5 separate regions of the Homo sapiens genome follow, and regions 1, 2, 3 and 5 are each linked to region 4. Evidence: chromatin loops called from intact Hi-C (ENCODE). Cell type or tissue: CD4-positive, alpha-beta T cell. All regions are shown on one strand. Links, peaks and the distances in the headings refer to the core of each region. The heading gives the core; the rest is flanking DNA.

What was found. A loop is a pair of places that touch in the nucleus more often than their neighbours do. Peaks named below come from ENCODE experiments on the same cell type or tissue, not always from the same donor. Only the 100,000 strongest peaks of a DNase experiment are listed, where the experiment ranks them.
Region 1: a loop joins it to region 4, with 14 times the contacts of the local background. A loop is called at or near these places in 62 of 110 quality-filtered maps.
Region 2: it touches region 4 in a loop (4-fold over the local background); 18 of 110 quality-filtered maps call a loop at or near these places.
Region 3: it touches region 4 in a loop (4-fold over the local background); 24 of 110 quality-filtered maps call a loop at or near these places.
Region 5: a loop joins it to region 4, with 4 times the contacts of the local background. A loop is called at or near these places in 7 of 110 quality-filtered maps.

The regions. Positions count from the first base shown.
Region 1 is chrX:23,906,025-23,910,024 of GRCh38, reverse strand. APOO (apolipoprotein O) reads left to right here and starts at 2,087. Exons shown (of 9, transcript NM_024122.5): 1 at 2,087-2,331. The coding sequence starts at 2,323. CXorf58 (chromosome X open reading frame 58) reads right to left here and starts at 2,019. Exons shown (of 9, transcript NM_152761.3): 1 at 1,696-2,019. RefSeq lists an enhancer at 2,128-2,337 and a silencer at 2,518-2,687. In CD4-positive, alpha-beta T cell, for the core only: CTCF peaks have their summits at 1,944 and 2,324 (motif pointing left); DNase peaks (open chromatin) are centred at 1,224 and 1,994; H3K4me3 peaks cover 1,621 bases; H3K27ac peaks cover 1,907 bases.
Region 2 is chrX:23,690,837-23,697,412 of GRCh38, reverse strand. No RefSeq gene overlaps it. Among named protein-coding and RNA genes, the nearest start is that of PRDX4, 27 kb to the right of the region's middle. In CD4-positive, alpha-beta T cell, for the core only: CTCF peaks have their summits at 2,509 and 2,708 (motif pointing left); a DNase peak (open chromatin) is centred at 2,682.
Region 3 is chrX:23,769,066-23,775,381 of GRCh38, reverse strand. It overlaps SAT1-DT (SAT1 divergent transcript), which reads left to right. Exons shown (of 5, transcript NR_184056.1): 2 at 5,086-5,277. Among named protein-coding and RNA genes, the nearest start is that of SAT1-DT, 11 kb to the left of the region's middle. In CD4-positive, alpha-beta T cell, for the core only: no CTCF peak of the experiment used is centred there; a DNase peak (open chromatin) is centred at 1,621; H3K4me3 peaks cover 522 bases; H3K27ac peaks cover 1,473 bases.
Region 4 is chrX:24,050,878-24,057,453 of GRCh38, reverse strand. EIF2S3 (eukaryotic translation initiation factor 2 subunit gamma) reads right to left here and starts at 2,498. Exons shown (of 12, transcript NM_001415.4): 1 at 2,417-2,498; 2 at 1,776-1,839; 3 at 1-33. The coding sequence starts at 2,485. RefSeq lists enhancers at 2,240-2,309, 2,330-2,879 and a silencer at 2,940-3,149. In CD4-positive, alpha-beta T cell, for the core only: a CTCF peak has its summit at 3,087; DNase peaks (open chromatin) are centred at 2,543, 2,813, 3,133, 3,843 and 1 weaker place; H3K4me3 peaks cover 2,394 bases; H3K27ac peaks cover 2,246 bases.
Region 5 is chrX:23,670,158-23,674,705 of GRCh38, reverse strand. PRDX4 (peroxiredoxin 4) reads right to left here. Exons shown (of 7, transcript NM_006406.2): 2 at 3,060-3,177. Among named protein-coding and RNA genes, the nearest start is that of PRDX4, 4.9 kb to the right of the region's middle. In CD4-positive, alpha-beta T cell, for the core only: no CTCF peak of the experiment used is centred there; no DNase peak of the experiment used is centred there.

The DNA.
Region 1 (4,000 bases), core at 1-4,000, 150 kb after region 4:
CACACTACACCTGGAGTTAACTTTTTAACTCAATAATTCAATCTCCTCACTCTCCAGCTGTCTACCAACAAGCTCATTGAGGGCAGGAGGCATCTTGTTAACTACAGAGTCCTCAGTGCCTAGCACAGTGGAGAGTTTTTACATGTTTGTCTAAAAACGTTTTGTCCCAGTTTTATCACCAAATAGCAGTGAGACTTTGGGCAAGTCACTTAACCTCTCAGTGGTTCAGTTCCCTCCTTGGTAAAGTGAGAGGGTATACACTAAATTTCTGATTCCACCTCCAACTTTCTATTCTTTAAAGCAACGAGTTTGGATGCAGTAATGCTCCAATTTGGATGCAGCTCCCAAATTCTTACTCACTGCTTGGTCTCTGTTACTAAACCAGGGGCTCTTTATCATTTCTTTTGGTGCCATGGACCCCTATGGACAGATCTCTTCTAAGAATTGGTTTTAAAACGCATAACATAAAATACATAGGATTACAAGGTGCTCCAATTATATTGAAATCATCAAAATATTTTTTAAAACAAAATTATAGTAAATGTGTCTTCTTAATGCATTAAATGAGCTCTAATAACTACTGTATTTTTGTAGTAACGAGCATAAATATTTCAAGATCCCTGACATGACTGCAATGTAACATGAAAATATCTGTGCTTTCCATTGATGACAAAGTCATCAATGTTAATACTACTGTGGCTTGTTATCTACACTATAATTGAAAGAAACAAAGTTCAGTTAGAGGTTAGTGAAAATGAAGTTGTCATTTTTTCCCCCATACAAGTTCACATACCCCCTGAATTAAGAACTTCTGCCCTAATTTATCAATATGTTTCACATTTTTATGTATGTGTGACGTTACACTGCTGATGCAGAGAGCCTTCTGAGTCTATTCAGTATTTCTCCTTGGGGATGCCTTGGAATATACAATCCTCTTAAGAAAGAGAAAAGCAGCCCTTAACATCTGGGAGCTAAGCTGGGCTTAACTAACACCAAGGCTGGCAGTCACAGCTGGGCCTTGGTGTTACCACTGCTTCCTAACAACACCCGATCCAGAGCAAAGCTCCTGCTTCCTTGAACTCGCCCCAAAATCACCGAACCAAAGCCCAAATCCTATAATAAATCTAACTCTTTTACTGAAATATGTCACTGTGTTCCTACGTGTGCGTTCTCCTTGCAGCAATGAGAAACCCAATTTCTTCAACTACAGGTGTGCCCCTAGTGGTCTTTGGCTGGAGGGCAGTGGCACGTCACTGTACAAATTCTAAATTTTTCCAGATGCTCGCCTGGATGGGGCTTACACTTTTTATAGGATTAGGGCAGAAATACAGAATGAAATAGGAAATACATCCTCATTATGAGACAGTGCAACAATTGTTTTGGCTAGAACACAGGTTTCAAAGGCAGACTAATGGGTTTGGATCCTAGCTTCCCACTTCCTATGTGGTCTTGTACAAATTACTTCTACGTGCCTCAGTTTCTTCATCTATGTATTGGGAATAATAATCATGCCCACCTACTTCCGTTGTTGGAAAGATTAGATGAATGTGAATAAAGAACTTAGATCAGGGCTGCGCATATCAAAGTGCTGTATCAGTGCTTGTTTACTCTTGTTAATAAGATAATTATTGCCATTATCAGTTACTTCTACAAGTATTAAGGGACAAACATTTGATTTCCAGAGAGGAGGCTTACCGCTTGTTTCTTAACGGGAAAAAATAAGGTCAGAGCCTTTTCCGATTAAAGGACACAGCATATTAGTTTAAATTTAAAACCTGAGAAACCTCAAGTCCTTGGTTAAAACCTTTCGTAAGGTAAATCCAGGCCGCCAACCGGCGGCTTCCGGCTGCGAAGCTTTCGAAGCCGCCGGTGGCCCTCCAAGCGCCCCCTCTCGGCAGCCTCTGCTCACAGAAATCCCAGTACACGCCGCTGGGCGCCCAGTCGCCGCTGCAAAGACAGTTTCCCAGCGCCGCGGCAACGCCAGGCGCCTCCCTCCTCGCGCCTCCGCGTACCGTCCACACAGAGCCGGCGCTTTCTTGCCGCCTAGCAACCGCCGGCGCAGGGGCGGAGCCTCCTGGAGGGCGGGGTTTGCGTTCACCCGCTGCCCGGGCGCGACGCGCTGCGGCTCAGCGACGCGGCTTCTAGAACCGGGTGATTGAACTAAACCTTCGCCGCACCGAGTTTGCAGTACGGCCGTCACCCGCACCGCTGCCTGCTTGCGGTTGGAGAAATCAAGGCCCTACCGGGCCTCCGTAGTCACCTCTCTATAGTGGGCGTGGCCGAGGCCGGGGTGACCCTGCCGGAGCCTCCGCTGCCAGCGACATGTTCAAGGTGAGAGCGTGGAGTCGAGTCACAGCTGTCACCGCCCCCTCCCGGCCGCCCGAGCCCTCCCCGCGCTCTCTTGGGGCCTCTCTGCAGCCAGGCCTGGCTCACCCCGAGGCTTTTCCCGCCACTGGGCCGGCTGCGTCCCGGCCCCGCGGTTCATTCACTGGTCTACTGGGGATGAGCGGCTGCCGGGCGGAGGCGGGAGACCCCCGGGTGGGTGGGGGCGGCCCTTTGGGTTGTGCTTTCGTGAATTAAACACTTTGAAAATTTAAAGTGCCTTCCCCCAAAGTACCCATCCCCTCGGCTAGTACCCTCTTGGGATCGTGGGTAGGGTGAGGCCAGCTCAGGGCACTGTGGGGTTCGCGGCTTTAGTTGCCTGGCAGGGTCAGGTTTCAGAACCTGATGTGTGGATGGGGGAGGGTCATTTTAGGAGAAGCTGTGCAGGGTATGGGGGAGGCTGGGGTGGGATGGCTGGGTGACGAGGGAAGCTGGAGCTTTGCTCCACTCCTCAGGGAACATTATTTAATACGGGCCAGTGGACCCCCTTCCCTGCGTTTTGTGAACTCGTGTCCTTTGGAAAAAAATCGACTTTTACGATGAAGACTTAATTTCGAAAATCTGCACTTTAGCATAAAGCCATTATTCTACTTTTTAAAAAGTAAATTATATGTATTTTGTCATAAAAAATCACAGGCTACCAGAAATTAATCTACAAAATTGAGTCTTCAAGAAGCATAGTACCCATAAAATAGTGCTAATGAAATCTCAGAATTGTACTATTCATTTAAAAGTTTTATTGAGCTCTGCAATGTGCTTTGGGTACGTTAATAAAGGCTGTAAAATCAGAACATGCATTCTGCCTTCTAGTCCTGGCATTGCCACTTTCTAGCTGTGTGACCTTGGGCAAGTCACTGTGCCTATCTTCCTTTGGTGAAGTTGGGGTAATAACATCTACCTCATAGGGTTGTTATAAGGAGTAAGTTGGTATGTGTAAAGCACTTGGAAAAGGCCTAGTATTTGCTCTTACTCTGTTTTCAGGCAGCTCACAGTTTAGTCAGGAAGACAGATCCTATAATCAACATTCATTTGATAAATTTGTGTGTTAAACACCTGTTATGTGCTAGGAGCTCAGCTCCATTTCAGGGTTACAACAAGGAAAGATATGCTGTGGCCAGTTTAACTATATGTGTACCAACAGTGTAGTAAAGTAGTAAAAAGGAGAGCAGGATCCACTTGGCTTAACCAGGGGTTCCTAACCTGGGGCCCTCAGCTCCTCAAAGGATCTGCACATAGATTTCAGAGGATCCCTGAACTTTGATGGGGAAAAAACATAACTATTTTTAGCAATCTCCAATTGGAATTGAGCACTTCCTTTAGTTACGCATATGGGTAATGTCTCAGTTATCTATTGTTGGGTAACAAATCACTGCAAACCAGTGCCTTAAAACAAGAATTGTTTCTCAAAATCTGGGTTGGCTGGGCAGTTCTGCTGGTGACTTGACTGAAAGTTGGCTTCACTCCCATGTCTGGGGGCTTGGTGCCCCTCCATGTGCCTAGGTTGGACTTCCTCACTTGGTTACTGACTTCCAAGAGGGCAAGTCCCAAGGCACAAACACAGCATCATGTTTGCTGATGTCAAAACAAGTCACGTAGCCAAGTCCAGAGTTGATATGGT
Region 2 (6,576 bases), core at 969-4,968, 360 kb after region 4:
AGGCACAGTAGCTCATACCTGAAATCCCAGCTGAGGCAGGAGGATTGCTTGAGGCCAGGAGTTCAAAACCAGCCTGGCAACATAGTGAGACCCTATCTCTACAGAAAATAAAAAAATTAGCCGGTCGTGGTGGCACGTGCCTGTAGTCCCAGCTACTTGGAAGGCTGAGGCGGGATGATTGTTTGAGCCCAGGAGTTTGAGGCTGCAATGAGCTGTGATAGTGCCACTGCACTCCAGAGTGAGACAACAGAGTGAGACCCTGTCTCTAAAAAAATAATAAGTGCCGGGCGCAGTGGCTCACGCCTGTAATCCCAGCACTGTGGGAGGCCAAGGCAGGTGGATAACTTTAGGTCAGGAGTTCGAGACCAGCCTGGCCAGCATGGTGAAACGCCTATAGTCTCAGTACTTGGAGAGGCCAAGGTTGGTGGATTGCTTGAGTCCAGGAGTTTGAAACCAGCCTGGGCAACATGGTGAAACCCTGTATCTACAAAAAATAGAAAAATCAGCTGGGCCTGGTGGTGTGTCCCTGTAGTCTCAGCTACTTGGGAGGCTGAGGTGGGAGAATTGCTTGGGCCCAGAGGCAGAGGCTGTAGTGAGCCAAGATCGTGCCACTGAACTCCAGCCTGGGCAACAGAAGGAGACCCTGTCTCAAAAAAAAAAAAAAAAAAAAGATGTAATCATATAATTTTTATATGTGGCTAACACATATGTGTCAGGCACTGTACTAGTGACATTAAAATGTATACTCTCATTTAATCCTTACAGTAATTCTTTGAGATCAGTACTATTATTACCCACATTTTGCAGATGAGGAAACAGGCTTAGAGAGGGAAGGTAACTTCCTGAAGCCTAACTTGTAACTATATAAGTGGGAGAGGCGAGACTAGGTCTAGAATTTTGGTCCTTTGCCACATTTCTGACATATTTTCTCAGCTATTATAGTAAAGGGTTAACTAATGCCATCTATATATGGATCAGAATGCAGTCAAGTCTCAACCATAAGAATGAATTATGGCTGAAATGTTCTGGGCATTTGGTTTATTTCCTCTTAGAATAAAACTTTTGCGACAATTGTGATTGACTCTCTAAATTGACTTGTGGTTTTTTTTTTCTTTTGAGATGGAGTCTTACTCTGTCGCCCAGGCTGGAGTGCAGTGGCACGATCTCAGCTCACTGCAACCTCTGTCTCCCGGGTTCAAACAATTCTTCTACCTCAGCCTCCCGGGTAGCTGGGAGTACAGGCACCCGCCACCACGCCCAACTCATTTTTGTATTTTTAGTAGAGACTGGGGTTTCACCATGTCAGCCAGGCTGGTCTCAAACTCCTGAACTCGGGTAATCCGACCTCCTCTGCCTCGCCTCCCAAAGTGCTGAGATTACAGGTGTGAGCTACCGCGCCCAGCTGAGTTGTGTTTTCTTTCCCTTCTGTTGGCAGCAAGTAATGAATTTACTATAAAATAGGAAACAGAAAAGAGGAGTTAAAAGAAGGGATTAGGGCCAGACGTGGTGGCTCATGCCTGTAATCCTAGCACTTTGGGAGGCTGAGGCGAGCGGATATCTGGAGCCCAGGAGTTCAAGACCTCCTGGCCAACATGGCAAAGCCCCATCTCCACAAACAAATGAAAAAACTATCCAGGCATGGTGGCACGCATATGTAGTCCCAGCTACTTGGGAGGCTGAGGCAGGATAATCACTTGAACCCGCGAGGCGAAGGCTGCAGTGAGCCCAGATCGCGCCACTGCACTCCAGCCTGGGCGACAGAGCGAGACTCTGTCTCAAAAAAAATTATATATATATATATCCGCCAGGCACGGTGGCTCACGTCTGTAATCCCAGCACTTTGGGAGGCCGAGGCGGGTGGATCACGAGGTTAGGAGTTCGAGACTAGCCTGACCAACATGGTGAAACCCCGTCTCTACTAAAAATACAAAAATTAGCCAGGCGTGATGGCGGGCGCCTGTAGTCCCAGCTACTCAGGAGGCTGAGGCAGGAGAATCGCTTGAACCTGGGAGGCGGAGGTTGCAGTGAGCTGAGATTGCGCCACTGCACTCTAGCCTGGGCAACAGAGCGAGACTTTGTCTAAATATATATATATATATATATATATATATATATATATATATATATATATATATATATATATATAAAATATATATTTTTAGACAGTTTATATATATATAAAATATATATATATATTTCTAACTATGGGCTTGAAATTAGTAGGACATAAAAATGAGTGGGCTTGAATATTTAAAAAAAGAAAAAACATCAGAATGCATCATGCATAGTAATGTTAAGTGTTGTGTGACACGTTATGTATGCACATGGTACACACATCTACGTGAGTACTAGGTCACAATGTAAAATGTACTTCTACATGGATTATGGTTAAAAAGTTTGACCTTCCATCATGGATGGAAGGAGTATACTTAGTAAAGTTCACATACCTATTTAAGTTGTGCTTAGTTTTAAATTGTTCTGAATTTCTAAGTTATTTTCCTGTTTTTTAATAAATTAAATTTGTAAAAACATTAGTTTGACAGTTAATTGTTGCTCTTTTAGTTTAGGGTAACGCTCCCCCGCGTTACCCCCCACCCCCGGCGCACCCCCCCGCCCCCACCCCCATCCCCACCCGCCCCGGCTTCACAAGTGGCTGTTTGCTTTCTGTGGGCTGGGTGCCATCTTGTGGCCTTTGTGTTACAGTGCAGTGTATTCCCTTTAACACAACTTGGAAATCCTGTTTCTGATGTCCAGAGTGAACTGTACAAATAGCCAGAGCTTGAAGTAATGAAATCAAGACTACAGATTCCATTCTTTTTTTATTATTATTATTTGAGACAGGGTCTTGCTCTGTCACCCAGGCTGGAGTGCAGTGGCTTGATCACGGCTCACTGCAGCCTGGACCTCCTGGGCTCAAGTGATCCTCCCACCTCAGCCTCCCAAATAGCTGGGACCACAGGCGCACACCACCAGGCCTGGCTATTTTTAACAATTTTTTTATAGAGTTGGGGTCTCACTCTGTTGCCCAGGCTGGTCTCAAACTCCTGAGCTCCAGTGATCCTTCTGCCTCAGCCTCCCAAAGTGCTGGGATTACAGACATGAGCCACTGCCCCCAGCCTTGATTCAATTCTTAAAATTTCCATCTGGCCTTGGCCCCACATTTGACCCCTAACCCTAGCCAATCAACTCTAAAATATGTGCCATTTCCCAGTAGATAATCATCAAAGAGGAAAACCAGTCAGTCCTTGGTTCTCTTGACGTTGGGTGATAAGTACTGTCTTCTTCTGTAAGGGCTACTTGCAGATGATATGGCCTTCAGTGGAGAAATGGGAAATGGGTGTACACCTCTTCTTCCCTGTGAAACCTTCCCTCATTCCATCCCTGATTTTTCTTGTGGTTGTTTGTGCTCACCATGGAACCTCCACAGGAGCTGGTGTTTTTAGCACTTATTCCAAGGTATTGCAATTCCATTTTTAAATATTTATTTATTTATTTATTTGAGACAGGGTCTTACTCTGTCACCCAGGCTGGAGTGCAGTGGTATGATCATGGCTCACTGCAGCCTCAACTACCCCAGGGCTCCAGTGATCCTCCTGCCTCAGCCTCCCGAGTATCTGGGACTACAGGCGTGCACCATCACATCTGGCTAATTTTTAAATGTTTTGTGGAGACAGAGTTTCACTATGTTGCCCAGGCTGATCTTGAACTCCTGGGCTCAAGTGATCCGCCTGCCTTGGCCTCCCAAAGTGTTGGGATTACAGGCGTGAGCCTCTGTGCTTGGCCATAATTCCTTTTCTTACATGCTTATTTCACTTATGAGACTGTGGGCTTCTTGAGGGAAGGAATTGTATCAGATCTTTTTATTCCTATTGTCTAGCAAAGTCCCTTGCACATATTTAGGTAATAAATGTTTTTTGTGTGAACAAATATACGATTTAGGTGAATTTGGGTGTTCGAGTTGGCTTTTGAATTTGTTAATTAAAAAAAATTGTAAGTTTAAGACTCAGGAAGGAGGCTCTTTTAAAATATATTTTTGGGCTGGGCACGGTGGCTCATGCCTGTAATCCCAGCACTTTGGGAGGCTGAGGCGGGCCATTCACTTGAGGTCAGCCTGGCCAACATGGTGAAACCCTGCCTCTACTAAACATACAAAAATTAGCCAGACATGGTAGTGCTTGCCTGTAATCCCAGCTACTTGGGAGGCTGAGGCAGAATTACTTGAACCTGGGAAGCAGAGGCTGCAGTGAGCCGAGATTGTGCTGCTGCACTCCAGCCCCTCTCAAAATAAATAAATAAAATATATTTTTAGCATTTTACATAAATGTACAATATTATGCTAAAATTGTTATTTAGTAATAGGATTGGTAAAAATTACTTTGCTATATGAAACTAAATACATAGTAACTATGATAAACATTTTCTTTTCTGTTGAAAAGCTAGGTAAAAAATATGAGTTTATAGAAGCATCTGTGTGTGTATATATACATATGTATATCTATGTGATATCATTATATATATGTGATATCATTATATATATATAGCTTTTTGTCCATGGTTCCTGGCTCATAACTCCCATAGCCCTTATTATTTCCCAAGTGATTAAGCAATAAGCATATCTTTTGTTAAAGTGTTCGTCCTTTAGTCCTTGGTTCCTGAAGCAGCTTTGGAAGTGCTTCAGAGCGATCAAAGGAAAAGACCATCTTTGGTTTTAATGTGCGGGTGCTGTAGGCCTCAGAAGCAGGGCTCAGAAAACAGCCTCTCCCGCTGACCTTCTCATACTCTCCTTTTTCACCTGCTCCTTTGTCTCTCCAAGGCAGGCCATAGAAACTGAAAATATAATCTGCCCCCACCTTTGTATTTGGAGCCGGTCATAAAGAAATTCTCTGACCTACCTTGTCTGATTGTAGGTCATAAGATCCTCATTTTAGAAAGGGTCCTGCCCTCAACCCAGGAGGAAGGAGTGCCGTGCAGAGAGGCCAACAGGAATCTGGACAGGCCTTGCTAGGATTCCCCACTCCGTCTATTAGCATTAGATCATGCCCTTTTTGCCCAATCACGTTTTGCACTTGATCTTAGCCAAAAGGCCGAGAAGCGATCCAATCACATTTTGACACGGTTGTCCATGCTTCAGTCATGCCTATCCAATGAAGTCTCCATAAAAGGCCCAAGAGGACCAGGTACGCAGAACTTCTGGACAGCTGAGCTGGTGAAGGCTTGCAGGAAGGTGAACAAGAATTCACCCATGTGTTGGGATGATGGTGCACCCCAACTCCACGGGAATAGAAGCTCCCGTGCTCAGGACCCTTCCAGACCTCGCCCTATGTGCCTCTTCATCTGGGTGTTTATTCGTATCCTTCAAAATATCCTTCATAAGAAACTGGTAAGTGTAAGTGGGCGTTTCCCGGAGTTTTGCAAGCTGCTCTAACAATTGAGCCTAAAGAGGGGGTCATGGGAACCCCAACTTGAAGTCAGTCAGTCAGAAGTTCCAGAGGCCTGTACTTGGGAGCTGGTGTCTGAAGTGGGGGCAGTCCTGTGGGTCTGAGCCCTCAACCTGTGGTATCTGATGCTATATCCAGGTGGACAGCATCAGAATTGAATTGGATCAGAAGATTCCTGGCTGGTGTCCACTGCAGAATTGCTTGCCTGTTGGTGGGGAAAATCCCTACACCCTACACATTTGGTCACAGAAGTCTTCTGTATTGATTGTTGTCATGTGAGAACAGAGGAAAAACAGTTTTTCTTTTTCTTTTCTTTTCTTTTTTTCTTTTTTTTTGAGACAGGGTCTTGCTCTCTTGCCCAGGCTGGAGTGCAGTGGTGTGATCACAGCTCACTGAGGGCTTGACCTTTTGGGCTTAAATGATCCTCCTGCCTTAGGCTCAGGAACAGCTGGGACTACAAGTACAAGACACCACGCCTGGATAATTTTTATACTTTTTGTAGAGATGAGGTCTCACCATATCGTCCAGGCGGGTCTCAAATTCCTGGGCTCAAGTGACCTTCCTGCCTCGGCCTCCCAAAGTGCTGGGATTATAGGCATGAGCCACTGCACCCAGCTGTAAAAGTTTTTTGACCCTATATATATGTATGAATATATATAGACACACAAATACATAGATATGTGTATATATATTCCCCTCCACTGCAGACACTTTTATGAAACTTTTTTTTTTGAGAGAGAGTCTTGTTCTGTCACCAAGGTTGGAGTGCAGTGACACGACCTTGGCTCACTGCAACCTCCGCCTCCTGGGTTTAAGCGAGCACGTCCAGCTAATTTTTGTATTTTTAGTAGAGACGAGGTTTCACCATGTTGGCCAGGCTGGTCTTGAGCTCCTGACCTCAAGTGATTCGCCCGCCTCGGCCTCCCAAAGTGCTAGGATTACAGGTGTGAACCACTACGCCCGGTCTATGAAATTATTTACCTGAAACACATATTTTGTTACATCTTATATATTAATAACCTTGTATTCAAAGATTTCTCAGTGACATAGTGTTGTCACAAAGTTCATAGGGGGGTTAGGATACCAAAATATCATTAAATAATAAAATAGTAGTTAATGTGTTTGAGAACAAAATATA
Region 3 (6,316 bases), core at 1-4,000, 280 kb after region 4:
GCTACTTGGGAGGCTGAGGTAGGAGGATCACATGACCCCTAGAACTTAGCTTCTGAAATGCCACTCCTGCACATCTTGGGTTTGGGTTTACTCCTTTTTTTTTTTTTTTTTTTTTTTTTTGAGTCAGGGTCTCACTCTGTCTCCAAGGCTGGAGTGCAGAGGTGCAATCATAGCTCGCTGCAGCCTTGAACTCCTGGACTCAAACAATCTTCTCAACTCAGCCTCCCATGTAGCTGAGACTGTAAGTATGTGCCACCTGGCTGGGCGCAGTGGCTCACACCTGTAATCCCAGCACTTTAAGAGGCTGAGGCGGGCAGATCACAAGGTCAAGAGATGGAGACCATCCTGGCCAACATGGTGAAACCCCATCTCTACTAAAAACACAAAAATTAGCCAGGCGTGATGGTGCACACCTGTCGTCCCAGCTACTTGGGAGGCTGAGGCAGGAGAAGAGCTTGAACCTGGGAGGTGGAGGTTGTAGTGAGCCAAGACTATGCCACTACACTCCAGCCTGGAGACAGAGCGAGAGTTCGTCTCAAAAAAAAAGAAAAAGTATCTGCCACCATACCCAGCTAATATTTTACTTTTTGAAGAGATAGGGTCTCACTATGTTGCCCAAGCTGGTCTCAAATTCCTGGGCTCAAGCGTTCCTCCCACCTTGGCCTCCAAAAGTGCTGGGATTACAGGTGTGGGCCACCATGCCTGGTCCACGTCTTGCGTTTATATACCTAGATTGTCCTCAGGTTTATGATTCTACACCTGATCTTATTAGAATTCCGTTGAATTTGTCTTTAATTCTCCATTTTCTCTTTGAATTCTGACCCTATCCCACAAGGATTTTTTTTCCTCCCTAATCCCTCTCCTCTCAGCCTCTTTTCAGAATCATCTGCAAACCAGTTCCATAAATGGCTTTTATTTGGCCAAGAGGCTCATATAGTCTGAGCAACAGAAAGTAAAGATAATGAATATAGAATTTTTTCTGATGCACTCTATCTTCAATTCTTTGAAAATAATCAGGCCGGGTGCAGTGGCTCATGCCTGTAATCCCAGCACTTTGGGAGGCTAAGTTGGGCAGATCACTTAAGGCCAGGGGTTTGAGACCAGCCTGGCCAACATGGTGAAAACTCGTCTTCACCAAAAATACAAAAATTAGCCAGGCATGGTGGCGCATCCCTGTAATCTCACCTACTTGGGAGGCTGAGGCACAAGAATTGCTTGAAGCCAGGAGGTGGAGGTTGCAGTGAGCTGAGATCGTGCCACTGCACTCCAGCCTGGGTGATGGAACAATTGAGAATAAAAAAAAAAAAAAAAGAAAGAAAGAATCATTAAAGGGGGGAGGGGACTAAAACAAACAAAATAATAAGTAAAGCCAATATACTAATTCAATTCCATTTAATTCATTTATTGAGCATCTACTATATGTCAGGTATTATGCTGGGTCCTGACACTACAAAGATCAAACAGGGAGAGTTTCTGACTTCTGAGAATTTGCCACCTAGAGAGAAAAAAAAACAGAAATGTAATCAAATACATTGTGATAACTGCTTCAGTGAATAATGTGCCACATGATCTACAGGAAGCAGTAAACAATTAATTCTGCCAGGATGGAGTGCTAGCGAAGTCTTGGTGACGAGGCAGCATAGTGGCCTGGAAAGCTACAGAGAGGAAGTGACATTTGTGTAAAGAGAAATGAAACTAAATTAGAGAAAAAGAAACTAAGTTATCCAAATTGAATTTTCTAGTTTCATACTAAACCTTTTATAAGGGGCTAATAAAATTTCCAAAAAATTAAAGGAAAACATGTTTATTTGTCTTTCTGTCTCACTTTATCATATATCTAAATCCAAATTAAAATGTCATTTTAATTACAGGCACTCATGAAAGGTGGCCGGGTACCACTGTATCAATGGCCCAGTTGCCCATCTCCTGGCGAGAGATTTCCCTAAGTGACCTGGAAGTGTCACTATTACCACCGCCCCACATGAATCTTGTGCTGGAGGCGACTAGAGCTGTGTGTCCCTCAGCAGAAGCAGGTGGCATAAGCAAGAGTTCCATTTTGGTTTCATTTTCAGAGGACCCCAATTGCGCAGTCTGCAAGAAATAATGTGCCTCTCAGGATGGTTCCAAGCTGAGCCCAAATCACTGAGGGAGATTCACTGCTTGCTAACATGAACTTTATTCCTGGATAAACAAGTCCCAAACCGTCTTGTCCATATGCCACCACGGTCAGGTCAAAACACACATTATCAGCTGGGTGCGGTGGCTCACGCTTGTAATCCCAGCACTTCGGGAGGCCGAGGTGGGCGGATCACTTGAGGTCAGGAGTTGGAGATCAGCCTGGCCAACATGGTGAAACCCCGTCTCTACTAAAAATACAAAAATTAGCCGGGCGTGGTGGTACGTGTCTGTAGTCCCAGGTACTCAGAAGGCTGAAGACATGAGAATCGCTTGAACCCAGGGGGCGGAGGTTGCTGAGCTGAGATCATGCCACTGCACTCGAGCCTGGACAACAGAGTGAGATCCTATGCCAAAAACAAACAATAAAAACCAACAACAAAAAAGTGCTTTAACAAGTGCGACTCTGTGAGAGACACTCTGCTAGATGCTGGGGCCATAAGAGTGAAAATAATAGTCTCTGCCCCAGAGGGGCTCAGGTCTGGCTCCTTGATACATTTCACAGATGAGGAAACTGAGGCACTGAACTTTCTGGTTTCTTTCTCTGGGCTGGTTATGCTGTACTCCCTTCACTGAGTATTTTCCTCCCTTCATGAATTTTCAAGAGTTTCACTCTTGTTGCCCAGGCTGGAGTGCAATGGCGTGATCTCGGCTCACTGCAACCTCCAACTCCCAGGTTCAAGCGATTCTCCTGCCTCAGCCTCCCGAGTAGCTGGGATTACAGGTGCCCGCCACAATGCCTGGCTAACTTTTTGTATTTTTTGTACAGACAGGGTTTCACCATGTTGGCAGGTTTGTCTCCAACTCCCGACCTCAGGTGATCCACCTACCTTGGCCTCCCAAAGTGCTGGGATTACAGGCGTGAGCCACCGCGCCCAGCTGCACAAAAGTTTTTAAGTTTGATGTAGACCCACTTGTCTATTTTTTGCTTTTGTTTCCTGCCAAGAGAGAATCTTACATCATGTGACATAATCATGGGAGTAACATCCTATCACTTATACCATATCGGTCAGAATCAAGTCACAGGTCCTGTCACCACTCGAGGGGAAGGTATCACACAAAGGCATGAACACCAGGAGGCAGGATCATGAAGGCCACCATGGAGTCTGTCAGCCACACATTTATTTATTTATTTATTTATTTATTTATTTATTTATTTATTTTTTCCTGGCTCCCAGAACTGATGCCAAACATTTAAAGGGCAGTAAAAGCCTACTTTTAATTCAACCTTTAACCAATACTTCTTTTCTTTTTGAGACAGGGCTCTCGCTCTGTCGCCCAGGCTGGAGTTCAGTGACGCGGATCTCAGCTCACTGCAACCTCTGCCTCCCGGGTTCAAGCAAGTCTCCTGCCTCAGCCTCCTGAGTACCTGGGCTGAGACTACAGGCATGCGCTACCACACCTGGATAATTTTTGTATTTTTTGGTAGAGACAGGATTTCTTTTTTTTTTTTTTTTTTGAGATGGAGTTTCGCTCTTGTTGCCCAGGCTGGAGTGCAGTGGCGTGATCTTGGCTCACTGCAACCTCCACCTCCCAGGTTCCAGCGATTCTCCTGCCTCAGCTGCCTGAGTAGCTGGGATTACAGGCACCTGCCACCACGCCCGGCTAATTTTTTGTATTTTTAGTAGAGGTGGGGTTTCACCATGTTGGCCAGGCTGGTCGCACACTCCTGACCTCAGGTGATATACCTGCTTTGGCCTCCCAGAGTGCTGGGATTACAGGCGTGAGCCACCGTACCCGGCTGAGACAGGATTTCTCTGTGTTGGCCAGGATGTTCTCAAACTCCTGGCCTCACGTGATCCGCCCATCTTGGCCCCCAAAAATGCTGGGATTACAGGCCTGAGCCACCACGTCTGGCACAGCCAAAACTTATTAAGGTCTGTTTCCTACCAAGCATTGTGCTTGGGGAGTGCCAAAATAAATATGGCATAGTACCTGCCCTCTGGGGACTCACAGTTCAATATTACAAGCCCTTAAGGTACTGGTTCTGGTAGGAAAGGATCCAGCCTTCTGGAGAAAAAGGACAGGTACAATTAGAACTGAGGGCAGATACATGATTTGTAACCCATTCTGTGTGACCTACCTCCTCCGGGCAGCCCTTCCTCTCTCCCCTCCTGAGACTGTGTCTAAAAGGAAGACTACTGCCTATCACTCAGCTCAGAGATCAAACCTTTAACTCCTTATAAATACTTAGGATATCTGAAAAGTGCAGTCAACCATCCTTAGGCCTCCTAAAGTATCAACTTTTGAGTGGGCGCCATGGCTCACGCCTTTAATCCCAGCACTTTGGGAGGCCCAGGTTGGTGGATCACTTGAGGTCAGTTGGAGACAAGCCTGGCCAACATGGCGAAACCCTGTAACCACTATAAACACAAAAATTAGCTGGGTGTAGTGGTGCATACCTGTAATCCCAGCTACTAGGGAGGCTGATAATCACTTCAACCTGGGAGGAGGAGCTTGCAGTGAGCCGAGACCATGGCTCTCCAGCCTGGGTGACAGAGCGAGACTCCATCTCAAAAAAAAAAAAAAAAAAAAAAACCCACCAAAATTTAGCTGAGCATGGTAGCAGGCACCTGTAATTCTAGCTACTCGGGAGGCTGAGGCAGGAGAATTGCTTGAACCCAGCAGGTGGAGGTTGCAGTCAGCCGAGATCTTGCCACTGCACTCCAGCCTAGGAGACTCCATCTCAAAACAACAACAACAACAACAAACAAGTATCAGCTCTTTGAATCTAGGTATAGAGGTTACTCAGTAAGAAGATCATAGTAAATAATTGCCTGTTAGTGCACAAAGCATAAGACACCCCCTCTTTTCTCTGTGGCCTCTGGGTACATGCAGTAGATTTTAAAGTTCAAAATCCAGCTTACCAACCTTTGTACCATTTGTCAACTGGCAACTAAATGTTAACAGTGAATCCAGGAAAATAGAGGATGCTTCAAAGAAGGAAACGCGAGAGTACCCTGCACCCAAACAGCCTCTGGCCTGAGGAACAAGGAACAGACCAATGTTCTGGCCCTGGTGCAAGTGAATGTTTGGCATAGTCTGCTGGCAACAACAGAAGTTATTACCTGAAAACTCATTCTGAAGGTGGAGGATGTTGGGGTGAGTCATTCCTTTTGGGAGGATGATGGAGGTAGGGGAAGGGTGCAAGAAGATCAAAAGGGGACCCAGAGCCATAGGACTGAGAGAAGTGTAGTACATTTTAGGGTCTCCTTATGAGATTAATTATAGGAGGGTACTACAGCAGAGGGAAAACAAAATATGCAACCAGCATTTCTTCCATTTCTTTGTGCCTATTGTGAGTGGTATTCCTTGTTTGGCATTTTACAAATGTGATTTCATTTAGTTTTTTTTTTTTTTTTTTTTTTTTTTTGAGATGGAGTCTCGCTCTGTTGCCCAGGCTAGAGTGCAGTGGCACGATCTCGGCTCACTGCAACCTCCGCCTCCCAGGTTCAAGCGATTCTCCTGCTTCAGCTTCCTGAGTAGCTGGGATTACAGGCGCGCACCACCACAGCTGGCTGATTTTTGTATTTTTAGTAGAGACGGGGTTTCACCAAGTTGGCCAGTATGGTCTCGAACTGCTGACCCCAAGTGATCCTCCCGCCTCGGTGTCCCAAAGTGCTGGGATTACAGGTGTGAGCCACCGCGCCCGGCCCTGGCCTCATTTAATCTTAATTACCATGTGTTGTTACTTATTTTTTATGTGTGTCCTGCTTTCTTATCTGGAGTCTATTAAATTAGAAAATATTTGTTGTACTCCAAAAAGGAGAGATTAATTGTACATTTCCATTCTAGAGCGTCAGGGAAAACTAGGAATAAAACCAGCCGTTTAAATAAAACTGGTCTGGATGAATATGATCTAGAAGTATAAGGGTTTTCTTCAAAGCCTTACATCCTCTATTGTTGAGATTTCTGTCATCTTAGAAGCATAGAAAGTAATTCTGTATTCCACATTCCTCATCTAAAAGCTAAGAAAACTGAAGCCCAGAGAAGGTAAAGTAATTGTCCCAGGTCACCCAGCTAGAAAGTGGCAGATAGTTGACTAGAAACCTCATTAAAAAGGCCAGGCGCAGTGGCTCATGCCTATAATCCCAGCACTGTGGGAGACCGAGGCGGACGAATCACCCGAGGTCGGGAGTTC
Region 4 (6,576 bases), core at 1,339-5,338:
TGGATTTCCCATGAGCTACATGACCAATTGTACCTATGGACAAAGTTCAAAAAATTAATTCATGTGTATTTAATTACATACCAAATATTTTTTCAAATAGTGTTAAGAGTAGAAAACCCAAAGCCAGCTGGACACGGTGGCTCACGCCAGTAATCCCAGCACTTTGGGAGGCCGAGGTGGGTGGATCACAAGGTCAAGAGAGCAAGACCATCCTGGCCAACATGGTGAAACCCCATCTCTACTAAAAATACAAAAATTAGCTGGGCGTGGTGGCGCATGCCTGTAGTCCCAGCTACTGGGGAGGCTGAGGCAAAAGAATCACTTGAACCCAGGAGGTGGAGGCTGCAGTGAGCCGAGATCGTGCCACTGCACTCCAGCCTGGCAACAGAGCGAGACTCCGTCGCAAATAAATAAATAAATAAATAAATACAATTAAAGCCAAAGCCATAACTTGCTGTAAATATCAACATAAAACCAACAGTGACTTCAATTTTTCCTCCTCCATACCCCTTCCTACTAGAAACGTGTTCTCATATAGGACTTAAGAGAAACTTCCATGTAACTAACAGCTTTACTTAAAAAATATACTCTGGGACAGACAGGGTCTCCTGCTGCTGCCCAGGCTGGAATGCAATGCCCTGATCACAGCTCACTGCAACCTCAACCACCTGGGCTTGAGCAATCCTCCGACCTCGGCCTCCTTAGTAGCTGGGACTGCAGGCATGCACCACCACGCACAGCTAATTTTTTGTATTTTTTGTAGAGATGGGGTTTGGCCACGTTGCCCAGGTGGTCTCCAACTCCTGGGCTCAAGCAATCCACCTGCCTTGGCCTCCCAAAGGGCTGGGATTACAAGCATAAGCCACTGCACCCGGCCAGAACTTTATATATTAAGGAACCTTCCAGCATTTCCAGATTAAACAGGTATGATGGGCCCTGACACAACAAAAAGGGATCTGTGAACAAACAAGGAAACAACCTAAGTTTAATTGCAACTTGTTCCGTTGATCAAATTATTGGGTCAATATATGCACAGTAATTTGCTTTAACTGGTATAGTCTTAGCATAGGTTGTTCGGAGGTTAGGTTATGCTCCAAGGTCACCTCAACCAAAATTTTTAATGCAGGGGCAGTAGTTCAAGGCCTGTAGGCTTATTTGGGCTTTGTTTGCATTAATAAATTAAAGCTCCAGACTGTAATACTGTAACTTTAATAGCCTCATGGTGGAGTCTTACTTTTTAACTAGGTTAAAAACTAGTCTTACTTTTTAACTTACTTCTGTACTTTTTAACTTACTTTCGTACAAACTGTGCTGTTTGTACAAACTCAAAATGTCCAAAATTTACACTCAGTCAACGTAACTTCTCCTCTAAAGTTCTAGGTGCCAATTAAGAAAAAAAACCTTCTATTTAATCACAGCTTGTACATCAAATAAAACTTTCATAAATTCTGCCCTTGAAATAATCCTGTGTGTCAAGTACAGCCACATTTTTCACCTCTTCCTTAAACTTCTGCTACATATGACTACATACTGCCTTATGCTATTAAACTTTTCTTATGTCTCCATTTTTTCTTCTTACCGAGTCTGTAAGCTACATGTGGGCAGCATTCTTTGTGCTCCCCCTGCACCGCAAATGTAGCAGATGCTTTATTCACAAGGACTCAGTATCTATTTCTTGAATATCTGAATCCTCATACTATTCAAGTAATCACACAAAAAGTGAGGTTAAAATTAATTGTTGGAGACCAAGGTTAGGTCTCTTAAGTTACTCTTACCTATGTTAATTGTGGCTTGTCTGCTGATAACTTCGTGTGAAAGTGGCGTCAACTTGGTAACATCCTGCAATGAAATATATTTTAAAACACTGCACGTAAAACAAATGAGAACTTTTCCTTTGACTTTACGTTTGCTATCTACATCTTGCCACCATCTGCACAGCTTTCCACTACTTCTAAAGCTCCTTTTCCCTATCAGTAACTTTGTACTCCTATGGCTGGGAAGCTGTTAAGAGCCCTTCATCATTACACAACAGACTACACCTCCACTCAACTATTAGGGGATATCTGGAAGTCAGAGATCCCCCCAATCTTGGGAACATTAGCACTAAAAGTAATGCAGACAGGACACCCCCTTCCCAGACGTTCAGAGGCTGAAACCATGACAATCAACATCAAGACTTTCCAGCCGAACCCTCCAGAAGCTAGAAGTCCCACGACCGTACACGCCTGCGCCCAGATCGTGGACTGGCCTGGGTACAGGCGGCGCGAGCATGGCTTAGGGCGCCCAGTTCCAGGTCTCCCTCCTGACCCAGGCTCCTGACCCATGCTCCCGACACTGACTAGTCCCAATACCACCGGGAGGCTCGGTCACCTCCACTCCTGAGCTCACTCTGCATCCTCCCCAAGCAAAACCTCACCAAGGTGGTGAGATCCTGACGCGAAAGATGCGGCTGCCCTAGAGTCACTCCAGCTTCTCCGCCCGCCATGTTGCCAAAAGAGGAAGGAAATCACCCCGGCTGCCGCCTGATCATCTGCAGGGGTCCTAGTGCGGGGCGGGGAAGCGGAGACGGGAAGGCCGAGTAGGGGCTCAGGATGGCCGGTGCAGCAGCGGCCTCACTGCTTGGACATCTCTCCGCTTGAATCTGCACAGTGCCTGTCGGTAGGCTGAGTGGAAAACACGGTGCGAAGTTGCTGGAGCTATTCGTCGCAGACCTGGTAGATATTTGTGCAGGCAATACTGAGGGCAGCCACCAAACCCCCGCCCCGCCGGCCCGTGCGAGGCGGGTGATGCAACCCGGCGCGCGCGCTGGCCTGGGAGAGACCATTTCCGTTTCCTGTGGAGTTTCCCGAAACCTGGGAATCAGCTAGGGTGTGGGAACAGAGAAGAGGGAGTGTCCTCCCCGCCCTTTTTTTTTTTTTTTTTTGAATACCGATTTCTGTAATTTAATAAAGCGAGATCGGCTCGGGGTCGGCGCCCACCTATGACGGGGCTCTTGGCTGGGAGAAGGCCGCGTGCTGAGCCCCGGCGGGAGGTGGGGCGGGCGCCCCCGCGCGGAAGTTTGGTGAAGGGCTCAGAGGGGCAGGGCTAGCAAAATCAAAGTCCCCAGCTTGTTCCCAGAGAGCGATTTCTAGGGCCCGGGAGGTGGGCCTTGGTGACGTTAGATTGCGTTCCCAGTGAATATAGCTAGGTGTCGTAAGAGCGTCTGAAGTTCGCTGGTTTGTGTGTGTGTGTTTTGTTTTTTTTTTTCTTAAAGAAGCAGATCCAAAAAAACCTCGATTACCGATAAATCGGTATTTTAAAATTTAAAGAATTTTGAGACCTTAACCCACTTTTCGTCGTGTTGAAAAGCAGTTGAGTGATTTGTTTTTCTCCTTGCATTTCTATACAAATTTTATCATAAACAGCTATTTCCTTTTTTGTTTGCAATAAATTTATTTCCATAAAAACTTGTTAGACAGCTATTATGCAAAAGTATAGTAAAGAGAAGTGAAAAGATAATATGAAAGCCACAATGACGAATACTGAGAAGCCAAGCTCACTTTAGAATACTTGTAAGTAGTCATCAAGTTAGCTTATTTAGGAAATAAATATTATGAGGCCGGGCGCGGTGGCTCACGCCTGTAATCCCAGCACTTTGGGAGGCTGAGGCGGGTGGATCACGAGGTCAGGAATTCGAGACCAGCCTGGCCAATATGGTGAAACTCCGTCTCTACTAAAAATACAAAAAAAAAAAAAAATTAGCCGCCCGTGGTGGCGGGCGCCTGTAGTCCCAGCTACTCCGGAGGCTGAGGCAGGAGAATGGCGTGAACCCGGAAGGCGGAGCTTGCCGTGAGCTGAGATCGCGCCAACCGCACTCCAGCCTGGGTGACAGAGCGAGACTCCGTCTCAAAATATATATATATTATAAATGAAAAAAATGAGGGAAATTAGGGAAAATGAGGGGCAATATGAGAAGTGAAGAAAGGAATTCATTAAGGTGATAATTGCTACCTCTCTTTTTTTTCCCCCCGACTTTTAAGTTCAGGGGTGCATGCGCAGGATATGCAGGTTTGTTACATAGGTAAACTGTGTGCCATGGTGGTTTGCTGCGCAGATCATCCCATCACCTAGGTATTAAGCCCAGCATCCATTAGCTGTTCTTCCTGATGCTCTCTCTCCTCCCACCCCCAGCCGTCAGACAGCCCCCAGTGTGTGTTGTTCCCCCGCATGTGTCCATGTGTTCTCACCACTCAGCTCCCACTTATAAGTGGTAACATGCGGTATTTGGTTTTCTGCTCCTGCGTTACTTTGCTGAGAATAATGGCTTTCGGCTCCATCCATGTCCCTGCAAAGGATATGATGTTGTTCCTTTTTATGGCTGCATGGTATTCCATGGTGTGTATGTACCACATTTTGTTTATCCAGTCTATCATTGATGAGCATTTGGGTTGATTCCACGTCTTTGCTATTGTGAATAGTGCTGCAGTGAGCATATGTGTGCATGTATCTTTATAACAGAATGGTTTATATTTTAGAGGCTATATACCCAGTAATGAGATTGCTTGGTCTAATGGTATTTCGGCCTCTAGGGCTTTGAGGAATTGCCACTCTGTCTTCCACAATGGTTGAACTAATTTACACCCCCACAAATAGTGTAAGAGCGTTCCTTTTTCTCCACAACCTCGCCAGCATCTTTTGTTTTTTGACTTTTTAACAATCACCATTCTGACTAGTGTGAGGTGGTATCTCATGTGGTTTTGATTTGCATTTCTCGAATTATCAGTGATATTGAGCTTTTTTCCGTGTTTGTTGGCCGCATGTATGCCTTCTTTTGAGAAGTGTCTGTTCATGTCCTTTCCCCACTTTTTAATGGAGTTGTTTTTTATAAACAGCTATTTTAAACCAGAAAAAAAATGTAAGGAGAGGTGAATAAGAATTTAGGTTTTCTGGGCCGGGTGCGGTGGCTCACGTCTGTAATCCCAGCACTTTGGGAGGCCAAGGTGGGCTGATCACTTGAGATCAGGAGTTCGAGACCAGCCTGACCAAAATCCTGAGCTGGCAAAAACCCTCCTAAAAAATAGAAAAATTACCTGGGCGTGGTGGCACTACCTGTAATCCCAGCTACTCGGGAGGCTGAGGCAGAATTGCTTGAAACTGGGAGGGGGAGGTTGCAGTGAGCTGAGATTGAGACATTGCACTCTAGCCTGGACAACAGAGCCAGACTGTCTCAAAAAAAAAAAAATAGAATTTAGGTTATCTGTGTGTTCATTGAATACTTAAGTAAAATTTATATGAATACGTGTTTTATATCACATAAATTTTTGGTACAACAATTTAGCTAAAATAGGAAGTTATGTTTCAATAAATGCATGCATTAGTTAAGTGATGGTGAAAACTGGAGGTAATCACTTTAATCTTACATTCTTTTTTTTTTTTCTTTTTTTTGAGACAGAGTCGTGCTCTCTCGCTCAGGCTGGAGTGCAGTGGTACAATCTCAGCTCACTGCAACCTCTGCCTCCTGGATTCAAGCAATTCCCGTGCTTCAGCCTGCCAAGTAACTGGGATTACAGGTGTACGCCACCACGCCCAGCTAATTTTTTGGTATTTTTACTAGAGACAAGGTTTCACCTTGTTGGCCAGGTTGGTCTCAAACTCCTGACTTCAAAGTGATCTGCCTTCCAAAGTGCTGGGATTACAGGCCTGAGCCACCACGCCCCGCCTTAATCTTAGATTCTAAATATTTATACCAGCCAATTACAAAAACACACTGAGGTGATTAAAATGCCGGGGTATTATACAGTGGTGATGATTGCACATCTTTGTAAATATGCTAAAAACCAGTGAATTGTACAGTTTAATGTGGTGAATCTTAGGACATGTGAACTTTATCTAAATAAAAAAATCCGGCCGGGCTTGGTGGCTCACGCCTGTAATCCCAGCACTCTGGGAAGCCAAGGCAGGTGGATCATGAGGTTAGGAGTTTGAGACCCGCCTGGCCAACATAGTGAAACCTGTCTACTAAAAATACAAAAAAATTTCCCGGGCGTGGTACTGTGCGCCAGTAATCCCAGCTTCTCGGGAGGTTGAGGCAGGAGAATCTCATGAACCCGGAAGGTGGAGGATGCAGTAAACCCAGATCGTGCCATGGCACTCCAGCCCGGGATACAGTGCGAGACTCCGTCTCAAAAACAAAAACAAACAAAAAAAAACAACTCCAGCGAGATAGCGCCACTGCACTCCAGCCTGGCTGACAGAGTGAGACCCTGTCTCAGAGGAAAAAAAAAAAATACAGGCCAGGCATGGTGGCCTCGTGCCTATAATCCTAGTGTGTCCGGAATTGGTGGGTTCTTGGTCTCACTGACTTCAAGAATGAGGCCGTGGACCCTCGCGGTGAGTGCTACAGCTCTTAAGGTGGCGCATCTGGAGTTTGTTCCTTCTGATGTTTCGGATGTGTCTGGAGTTTCTTCCTTCTGGTGGGTTCGTGGTCTCGCTGGCTCAGGAGTGAAGCTGCAGACCCTCGCGGTGAGTGTTACAGCTCTTAAGGCAGCACGTCTGGAGTTGTTCGTTCCTCCCGGTGGGCTCATGGTCTCGCTGGCT
Region 5 (4,548 bases), core at 549-4,548, 380 kb after region 4:
CCACCCCTCATTTTATTACTTTTATTTAATAATACCTTTTATTTATATAGTATTTTATAGCTTTCAAAGGATCTATACAAATTTTATGTCATTTCACTATTTTTTTTTTAATATTCCTATACCAACCCTATGAATTAGATGCATCTATGTGTATTTTGGAGAGGAGGCAATGTTTTCCAGTACCCCCACCCCTCCTTTCTTGATAAGGTCCTCTTCCACCTTGTCTACCAGTCCTGTGCAGCCAGGGATTTTATACCTTAATACCCTCATGTTGTCAGGCCATGTTTACAGAATATTACTAGGGTGGCATTTTTTCAAACCGTGGTAGGGACTCCTTAAATTAACTGAGTTCTAAAAAATATTTTTAAAAAGTGAAATCGAATAGAAAACAGGAGACTCTATCATACATACTAAGGGTAAATTATGAAACACATATTTATATATACAAATATATATGTTTGTCTTCAACAGTGATGATATTCAAAATATTTAACAATCTTAACTCAAAGCTGGCTTTAGTTCTGGAGGTTTCTGAAAGGGATCAGGCAGGAGGACTAACTAGTTGGTGAGGAAAGGGAAGTGGCTATTTACCACATGATATGAGGGTTTTTCAGTATTTTAAGGAGCATGGCTGTGCTGGTGCATCCAGATGGAATGTTACCGTATATATATGTGCCTGTGTACTGGCTGACAACGAAAAATGTATTTCCTACTGTGAGACATGGTCAAGAAAGTTTGAAAAACATAGACTTAGTTAGGGCACAAGTTCCTACCAGATACCAATACAGGATTTTAACATGTTTCAGGTATTCAGGTACAGCACTGTCATGTCCAAGTAGACAGTTCTAATCTCGGATGATGTCCCTGGAAACCTGGGCTATAAAATGTATTTTTAATATTTTCTAAAGGGTAGGAATGGTCAGCCTCAGCCTTCCTTTTTTTTTTTTTTTGTGGCAGGGTCTCACTCTGTCACCCAGGCTGGAGTGCAGTGGCGCGATCTCAGCTCACTGCAACCTCCGCCTCCCGGGTTCAAGCAATTCTCCTGCCTCAGCCTGCTGAGTAACTGGGACTACAAACGCCCACCACCACGCCCGGGTAATTTTGTTTGTATTTTCAGTAGAGACGGGGTTTCACCTTGTTGGCCAGGCTGGTCTAGAACTCCTGACCTCAGGTGATCCGCCCATGTTGGCCTCCCAAAGTGCTGGGATTACAGGCGTGAGCCACTGCACCCAGCCTCTGCCTTTCTTCTTATTTCAAGGAATGCTACCTAGAGATACATTTGACCAACTTCTTAGTGAAGACAGAAAAAGTTTTGGCAGGAAACTGAAGGGTTACGTTTGTAACTTTCCTCCTTGTAGACTGTGGCAAATGCCCCAGAATTCTTCCTTCTCTAACCAGGCACAGTCCAGCATTACATGAAAACAGGAAGAGGCTATCTTAGCTCCTTGTCCCAGAAGACCATTGCTAACAACATGCTCCAATTAACTATCTCTTACCCATTATGGAGTTATGAATAACAATGGAGAAACACAGAACATATTTTTCTGCTACATTAGACTAACTTCCAAATTCAGGGTGTTAGTCGTATATATTTAACATACATGTTAACCTTCTGGTTTTATAACAACATGAATTTAGAAGGCCTGTCATTTTTTATGTCTACTGAAATTTCTACTTCTGGTTTCTATTAGAAATTAAGCTATACTTAAAAAAATCAAGTCACAATATGAGTTGATTAGAAAGAAGCAAGTTCTTATAATTTAAAAGATTATATATTATGCAGACTCATAACTTTAGTCTCAATGTAATAATTTTCATGAGAATTCTTCCTTTGTGGCTTAGAGCAGGGGTTGGCAAATAGGTCAATAGGCCAAATCCAGCAGAAAAAATTTGTTAATCCCTGGCCTAGAAACAACCTATAGCAATGAGCTTAAGTATACCCTCCCTGCAAGTTTAAATTTGATCTATGTAGTTCCAGATTAGTCCTAATGGAAAAAGGCACAGTGGCAAAGATAGAGGAGGAAACTTCTAGTTATTTGTTGTAACCAAAAAGTAAGTTCCAAGAGAATAAAAGATAAAAATTGACATAACTCTTTTTGGTCTCTTCTCACTTTCATGAATTTTGAAAAACACTCAAAATAGTGTTTTGTAAAATAAAATTAAATCCTCAACGTGAATAAAGCTGTAAGGGTATTTACTTTTAGTCAACTTTCTGACCATATACAAAAACGCTCACTGTCACAGAGTTAAAAAAAGACGAGAAACCCCACAATAACCATAACATATACACAGGTGTTATTCCTTATTCCTTAAGCAGTATATAATATTTTCAGCAAAATGTTCAAATCCCAGAAAAGCAACAGATGCAGCAAAGAATAAAAATGGAAAAACCACAGTTACATGGTATCACTAGAGAAAATGGCTTAATTTTCTTTTTCTTTTCTTTTTGAGATGGAGTCTCGCTGTCGCCAGGCTGGAGTGCAGTGGCACTATCTCAGCTTACTGCAACCTCCGCCTCCAGGGTTCAAGCAATTCTCCTGCCTCAGCCTCCCGAGTAGCTGGGACTACAGGCGCGTACCACCACGCCCAGCTAATTTTTGCATTTTTAGTAGAGATGGGGTTTTACCATGTTGGCCAGGATGGTCTCGATCTCTTGACCTTGTAATCCACCTGCCTTGGCCTCCCAAAGTGCTGGGATTACAGAATTAATTTTCTAATCAAGAGAGATACAGTAAAAAGAATTATGGCATAGGTCTTGCTATTAAATGCTTTCTAATATATTATCAGTCCATTTTCTTGCCTTAGTAGGTATAGCTTAATGAATATATTGTAGCTTTCCTCTAATTATTCCATTATAACATAATCATGTAGACATAAGTATTGAGGTCGGTGTGTTATGACTCTGAAATATATGGTAGATGTTACCTTTTTAAATACATTTCTTTACTTCAGCTTGCCTTTTTAAAAACCAAGAGCTGAACAAAATAATTTGTTTGATACTCCTGAAAAATAATTGATAAAGACTGAGATTTTACTAGCTATTTACATGTATTACTTACAAATCAAGTGGGTAGAAGAAGAAAACCAAGTATTTCCCACGATAATCAGTTAACTTCAGCTCCTTAAATTCTCCATCGATCACAGCTGTTCCTTCCCAGTAGGGCGCTGGCTTGGAAACTAAGAAAATAAAATACATGATGTTCTGTAACACTGAGAAAGTTGGTGGAATGGTAGAAGGACATCTTTAGAAAATCACTAAAAATCAGGGCTACCTTTAGATCTCTTTGGCAGTCTGGTGAAGCTTACAGACTTCTTAAAAGAGTGTTATTGAATGCAAAAAGGAAAATACATAGAATTACAAAAGAAACCAATTGTATTTAAATGCAATTATAAAAATATTAAAAAAAATTGGTGATATCATAATACATGTGCTCTATAACACTTCAAAACTGCAAGATCTAGTTGTAATCTGACAACTACGTAAGATAATGATGAGTGAAAATGGTGTTTCAGGATACCTGCGATAACCATATGTAGCAAGAAAATAAGTGATTCTATTGGTGAAAGGTACAAGCAAGTGCTGCTGAAGATAGTGTAGTTTGTTGCTGACATTCATAATAGAAGGAAACACTAAATTTCAGATGGGGATTAGTGAAAATAAATACTTTTTTCCCCTATTCATGCTCACAGACCCCTTAAATTCTACCCTGCACTAAACCCTCCTGGATACTTCACTATAGTCCCGCTTCAAGTTGTCAACTTCCTACATTTCAAATAATTAGATTTTCCTTTCTCTAATGGCAGTCTTCCAGATGTACTAGTTTGTCCAGCTTCTGACATACACATGGAGGACCTGCTGCAGATGAGGCTACACAAAATGAGGAGGGAATGTACAAATATGTCAGGCCAGAAGTGTAAAATCCCAGACCATGGGATCATTTTCCTAGAGGGCTTTGAAAGAAGACTCCCTTGAACAGGTTTCAAGTGACCCAATGGAAACTGAACAGTTCATGCTGCTCTCTTGTAAGGGCGTACAGTAATTTTAGCCAACACACTTAGATACTAATGCACCTTCATGCTCTGTTAACACATTCAGATAGCACTTATACTTTCAGACCCCTTACAAACACTGAAGTCAATGCTTGCTTCTAAGTTTGGCTAAGGGTCCTAGAAAGTAAGGCTTATACTTCTCTGTAACAGCCACCATTTATGGTCACTCCAAAATAGAGACAAACAACATGAATTTCTCTTAAAAATTAATATATAACATATGATTACTTATCTTGAGCCAGCATCCTACCTCATATATATAATCCTGATCTGATTAGGTAAAGGCCAGGAGGGAGAAATAGACAGCAGAAGAGTATTCAATTATATATACTTTAAATAAATTACTTAAAATGCTACTCAAGTGAGAGGTTATAATAATTGTAATGATCTATTACAATGACACGCCTTAATGATTTTAGCATACTGGGAAAACCATATTTGAAAAATAAATTTTGTTCTGAAAATTGATTTTGGAAATATTTGGTTAAGAATGGTAGT